2 separate regions of the Homo sapiens genome follow, and region 1 is linked to region 2. The links are chromatin loops, found by intact Hi-C in ENCODE. Cell type or tissue: HCT116. All regions are shown on one strand. Links, peaks and the distances in the headings refer to the core of each region. The heading gives the core; the rest is flanking DNA.

Region 1 (2,907 bases), core at 295-2,794, 61 kb after region 2:
GACCACCAGCTCAGCACTGGCCACTGACTGGTGAGTGGAAGAACCTCTGCACTCCGGAGCAGCCACAGCCAACTCCTGGGTCCTCCAACAGGCTCGGCAAGTTCCCACCTGTGAGCCTTCATCGTTACTGTGTTCTCAGCCTGGCATGTCCCTCTTTTTGACTAAGCCCTTTTGCCCTTCAAGATTCACTTCAAAAGCATCCCCTCCAGGAAAGCTTCCCTGATTCCCCAGCCAAAAAATCTGCCCCCTGACTCCTGAGTTCCCCTTGCCAGTTTTTACCACCTCAACATACCTGGTATCACTCTTGTGTTCCCCTCAAAAGGAGAAAGCACTGCTGCCTGAGTGAGCAGTGACTGTGGCTTATTCGCCCGTGTGCCCCCTTCTGACGCCCAGCGCAGAGTGCTGAATGGAATGAAACATACTGATGTGTGAGCTTTGCAGGTTACTGTTTTCCCTGTGCCCAAATCAATGCCCAGAGGAGAAGGCAAAGCCAAGGCCCCATGATTGCTCATTGCAACCCATGGGCAGACCCTGGGTCCCAGGGGCTGGCTGCCCTGTGTAGTCTTCCTGGCACCGAATTCTCCCAAGGCCCTCACGTAGGCACGGCCTCCAGCCCCTACTGCTCTGACCTCTGGCCCTGGGCCCAACGCTAAGGCTTGTCTAGCCTGGAGGCAGATCTCAGAACTTGCTTTGCTTTTTGAGGCAGAGAGACTTTTCTAGCTCACTGAAGGAGGCAGCTTTTCCAAGGTGCCTGAAGATCCCACCTCAGGCAGTGCTTCTGAGAGCCTAGATCATTGTATCAGAAGCCCCCAGAGGCTGGGCATGGTGGCTGGCCAGGCACAGTGGCTCATGCCTGTAATCCCGGCACTTTGGGAGGCCAAGGCAGGTGGGTCACTTGGGGTCAGAATTCAAGACCACCAGCCTGACCAACATGGTGAAAACCTGTCTCTACCAAAAATACAAAATTATCTGGGGGTGGTGGCGCGCACCTGTAATCCCAGCTACTTGGGAGGCTGAGGCAGGAGAATCACTTGAACCTGGGAGGCGGAGGTTGCAGTGAGCTGAGATCACACCATTGCACTCCAGCCTGGGCAACAAGAGCGAAACTCTGTCTTAAAAAAAAAAAAGGAAGAAGGAGAAGGAGAAAACAAAGAAAAAGAAGAAGCCCCCAGAGTGTTGGTAAATGCAGATTCCTGAGCCTACCCCAGAATTGCTGAGGTGGAGCCCAGGAATCAGCATTAACAATAAACCCTCTGGGTTAGGTCTGGTTAAGGGACTGAAAGCCACACTGCCCAGTTCAAATTTTGGCACTACCATTCACTAGTACTTAGGCAAGTCCCTTAACTTTGTCAAGCCTCAGTTTCTTGGCCTGTAAAATGGGGATAATAATGGTGCCTACATTGTAGGGCTGCTATGGGAATTAAATGAGATCATGAAAGTGAGGTGTCCAGCACAGTGCTTACTTAGACAGATGTGGACGACTAGTATCACAGCTGCATTATCATGCCCTGGGACTTTTGAGAGAGGCAGAGCCTTGAGAGAGGCAGAGCCTTGAGGTCCTGCTTCTGGAAGGGGCCCTGATGGAGGTGCTCTGGGACGCAGAAGCCTTGGCCAGGCAGCGCCCTCACCCAGGACGATCTGCCACCTAGTGGCTGGTGTGTGGGACCATGCCCAGTTCTCCTGCCTCCACCTAGCTGAGATCCATGGCCCAGCTGGCCAGAGGTTCCACCCTGTCTCCTGGCCCACTAGCAGCCTCCCTCCCTGCTCCTCTGCCCTAGGAGCCTAATTGGCTTGGCACCAGCTCTGGCACTTCCCTCCAGCTTTGTAATAAAATAGGTGGCTTGGGTCAGATTTCCCTGGCAGGGAGGCTACCTGGCACAGACGCAGGAGGCGGGGAGGAAGGCTGGGGAAAACGGCTCCTTCAATGACCACCAGTTACAGCCTGGTATTCTCAAGGGGCCACTTCCTCTCCAAGAGGACCAAGAGTACAAGAGCCCTATGTACTTGTCTTTCTTCCTTTCCTAGTCCTTCATCATTCATTTATTCCAATGCACTTACACATGCATTCATTCATTCAATATTGAAATGTTTACTATATCCCAGGTGCTCAATGGTGATCACCAGGAATTGGCAAAGTTTTTCTGTAAAGGGCCATCTAGCAAATATTTTCAGCTTTGTGGACCAACCTATTCTGCTGTTGTAGCAAGAAAGTAGCTATTGATAATATGTAAACAAACGGGTACGTGTGCTATGTTCCAATGAAACATTATTTGTGGACACTGAATTTTTTTTTTTTTTTTGAGACAAGAGTCTCACCCTGTTGCCCAGGCTGGAGTGCAGTGGCATGATCATAGCTCACTGCAGCCTTGATCTCTCCAAACTCAAATGATCCTCCCACCTCAGCCTCCTCAGTAGTTGGGTCTACAGGCACGCACCACCATGCCTGGCTAATTTTTGTATTTTTTTGTAGAGATGGAGTTTCACCATGTTGCCCAAGCTGGTCTTGAGCTCCTGACCTCAAGCAATCCACTCACCTTGGCCTCCCAAAGTGCTGGGATAACAGCCGTGAGCCACTGTACCTGGTGGACACTGAAATTTGAATTTTATACCATTTTCATGTGTCATGAAATATTCTTTTGATTTTTTTCCAACCATTTACAAATGTAAAAACTATTCTTAGCTTGTAGGCCATACAAAATGCAACGTCCAGTGGGCCATTACTTGCCAGCCCTGAGCTGAGTCCTCCATGGGCAAGACCATGGAGTATGCAACTCCCAGTGGAGCGTGCAGGCCAGTATCTCCAACAGGGTCAAGACCTTCAGAGATCCTCACTGGGGAGAGGGAATGCCTCCAAGCCTACCACAGCTCGACTGCTGCAGCCCTCCCAGACTCCACTCTCTCAATGCC
Region 2 (2,907 bases), core at 228-2,727:
ACCTGGGAGGTGGAGGTTGCAGTGAGCCAAGATCGCGCCATCGCACTCTAGCCTTGGTGACAGAGTGAGACTCCATCTCAAAAAAATAAATAAATAAAAAATAAAATAAAATAAAGACATACCTGAGACTGGATAATTTATAAAGGAGTTTTAATTGACTCACAGTTCTGCATGGCTGGGGAGGCCTCAGGAAACTTACAATCATGGCAGAAGGTGAAGCAAACACGTCCTCCACGTGGCGGCAGCAAGGAGAAGTGCAGAGTGAAGTTGGGGGGGGCGGGGAATGTCCCTTATAAAACCATCCAATCTCGTGAGAACTCACTGTCATGAGAACAGCATGGAGGTAACCGCCCCCATGATTCAATTACCTCCCACTGGGTCTCTCCCACGATACCAGGGGATTATGGGAACTACAGTTCAGGATGAGATTTAGGTAAGGACACAGCCAAACCATATCAATCTTCTAAGCCCCACTTAAGAAGCCTGATTTAGGAACTGGCGTTCAAGTTCTGAAGACTTAAATCACTGAGGCTATGTGAAGGGCTGATTCAATCTGACGACCAGACTCAAGGAGTGCCCCAAACCTCACATGTCTGGCCTGATCTGGGCTGTGCTGACTCAGGCCTGGCTCTCACCTTTGGGGGCCTTTGTCCCCATTCCTTTCCTTTGCTGCCAGGTCTTGTATTTTCAGCTGCATGTATCTCCCCCTGCCCCAGCCTAAGGAGATAAAGTGCCTGGGAGGATGGTCAGCACTCAGGAAACCACAACCAGCTCCCCAGCCTCTGACACCACAGTCGTCCGGGATCACGTGCTGGGCACAGTCAGGGTGCAGGGGGGAGCTGAAGATCCCATCCAGCTTTGAGGGAGGCCGAGGAAGGGGCAGGTGCATGGTGAGCTCATGGGCACGGTGGCTCACGCCCGTAATCACAGCACTTTGGGAGGTCGAGGTGGGAGGATTGCTTGAGCTCAGGAATTTGAGACCAGTCTGGGTAACATGGTGAAACCCCAACTCTACCAAAAATACAAAATTAGCCAGGCAGGGTGGTACATGCCTGTGGTCCTAGCTACTCGGGAGGCTGAGGGTGGGAGGATTGCTTGACAAGCCCAGGAGGTCGAGGCTGCAGTGAGCTGTGATGGCACCACTGCACCCCAGCCTGGGTGACAGGTCAAGACCCTGTCTCTAAATAAATTAATAATAAATGGGGGAATGTGGCTGTGACGTTGGAATGGTTGAATTTAGGGCGGTCCGGAGATCCTAAAAATACCAGGGGGCTGTCTAGCTGTAACCTCCACGTCTCTGAACCTCTCCAAAATGGTCACCCAGTACCTCTTTATTGAAATATTTCCCCAGGGAGTAGTGACACGAAGTGAGAAAGCCGGCGCTCCCTTCCACGGGGGTCCTCCCCTCCTGGGGTCTGCGGCCTCAGCGCCCGCGAGCCTTCTGGCCGCCAGAGGGCGCTGTAGCCCAGCTGGGGCCGCGTGCTTTCCGCACCGTTCTTCCCTAGCCACCAACCCTCCGCCCGTGGTCCTTGCGCAGGCGGGGCGCAGGTTGTGGAGGGGATGCTCGGGCCTCTGCGGGCCAAGACTGGGCCATACAGGCAGGTGACTTCGCCTTCCAGGGTGTGGCCTGTTCAGAGTAGCATTTTCTGGCTTCACCAGGATGACTGGGCAAAATGCAGATTCCCCAACTGGCTCTGCGCAGGTGGGACCGCAGGGGCAGCTTTCAAAGTACTGATGCCCGGCCCTCCACAGATCACCGAGTAAGTAGACCAGGGCAGCCTGGCATCGGCTTCCAGTGACAGCCAGGGCTGAGACCCGCTGGTTAGAACTTGACATGGTACCAACACACGCTGAATTTGGGAGCCACTGCCTTAAAGGGACTTGGGGTCTCGGCAGTCCATTCATTCATTCATTCATTCATTCATCCATTCATTCATCCATCCATCCTTCCATCCATCCTTCATCTCTGCAGCTCTTTGCTGTGCCTGAGACCTTGGATGCCCTCACGAGCTGGCCTGTGGAACCACAGGGTAGAATCTGGCTGCATCTTTGATTCTCTCAATGTCTCTTTTTGCCGATCACTTGGCCCTGCACCACTTTCCACGCCAGGAGAGTATTTAACCAGTTCCCCGGCTGCTGGGCCTTCTGCTTGCTTCCAGTTTTTCCATTAATCCATGCAGTGGTGGGCTTCCTGGCAAGCCTTCTGGGGCCCTTGGGTGAAGTTCCCAGGTAGCTCTGCCTGAAAGGCACCACTGGGTCATGAGGCGGGTGCATTTAACCGCCCACCTGCGGTCCAGTTAGAGGACTTGCACTCGAAGTGCAGTGTGCAGTGGACAGGCCTGCTCTCCTGAGCATGTTTCATCCCACCCGGGCACGGGGTCATAGTGGCTGCTGTTTCCTATGCACCTAGTGCACGCTGAGCTCATGCCCTGCACTTAGAGACATCATCACAGTCCACGGCAGCCATCATGGTAATCCCCATTTTACAGTAGAGGAATTTAGGGCACTGGGAGGTTAAGTCATTTACTGAGGTCACACAACCAGGGACATGCACAGTTCGAACCCAGGGCTGTCTAGTAGCCGAGCTCATGCTCCTGCCTCCAGGCCCTCCTGTATCCATGCTGCTCGGCCCAGCACTGATGGGGCACCCAGCTCTGTTTGGCCCTTGCAGGGTCGGGGGTAGGCTGGCTGCTGCTCAAATACCTACTTGGCAGGTGGGAGGCAGAGGGCAGTCTGCCTGCTTCAGGGTCCCCAGGTCCTAGTGAAAGTGTGGTTCAGGGCCCAGCCTTAAGAGGCATTTCCTGAGGCTGCTGGGTCAAGCCTGGCACCCACCCAATGGCTGGGAATGGGCCTGGAATGGTGTAGCCTCCCAGGCAGTTTGGCAGTGTCCCCAGCAGCTGCTTCCTG

Evidence for each region. Peaks named below come from ENCODE experiments on the same cell type or tissue, not always from the same donor. Only the 100,000 strongest peaks of a DNase experiment are listed, where the experiment ranks them.
Region 1: a loop joins it to region 2, with 12 times the contacts of the local background. A loop is called at or near these places in 87 of 110 quality-filtered maps.

The regions. Positions count from the first base shown.
Region 1 is chr3:53,133,626-53,136,532 of GRCh38, reverse strand. No RefSeq gene overlaps it. Among named protein-coding and RNA genes, the nearest start is that of RFT1, 4.6 kb to the right of the region's middle. In HCT116, for the core only: a CTCF peak has its summit at 1,626 (motif pointing left); a DNase peak (open chromatin) is centred at 1,632.
Region 2 is chr3:53,194,645-53,197,551 of GRCh38, reverse strand. No RefSeq gene overlaps it. Among named protein-coding and RNA genes, the nearest start is that of PRKCD, 35 kb to the right of the region's middle. RefSeq lists a silencer at 1,442-1,491. In HCT116, for the core only: CTCF peaks have their summits at 240 and 1,434 (motif pointing right); DNase peaks (open chromatin) are centred at 331 and 1,491; H3K4me3 peaks cover 819 bases; H3K27ac peaks cover 854 bases.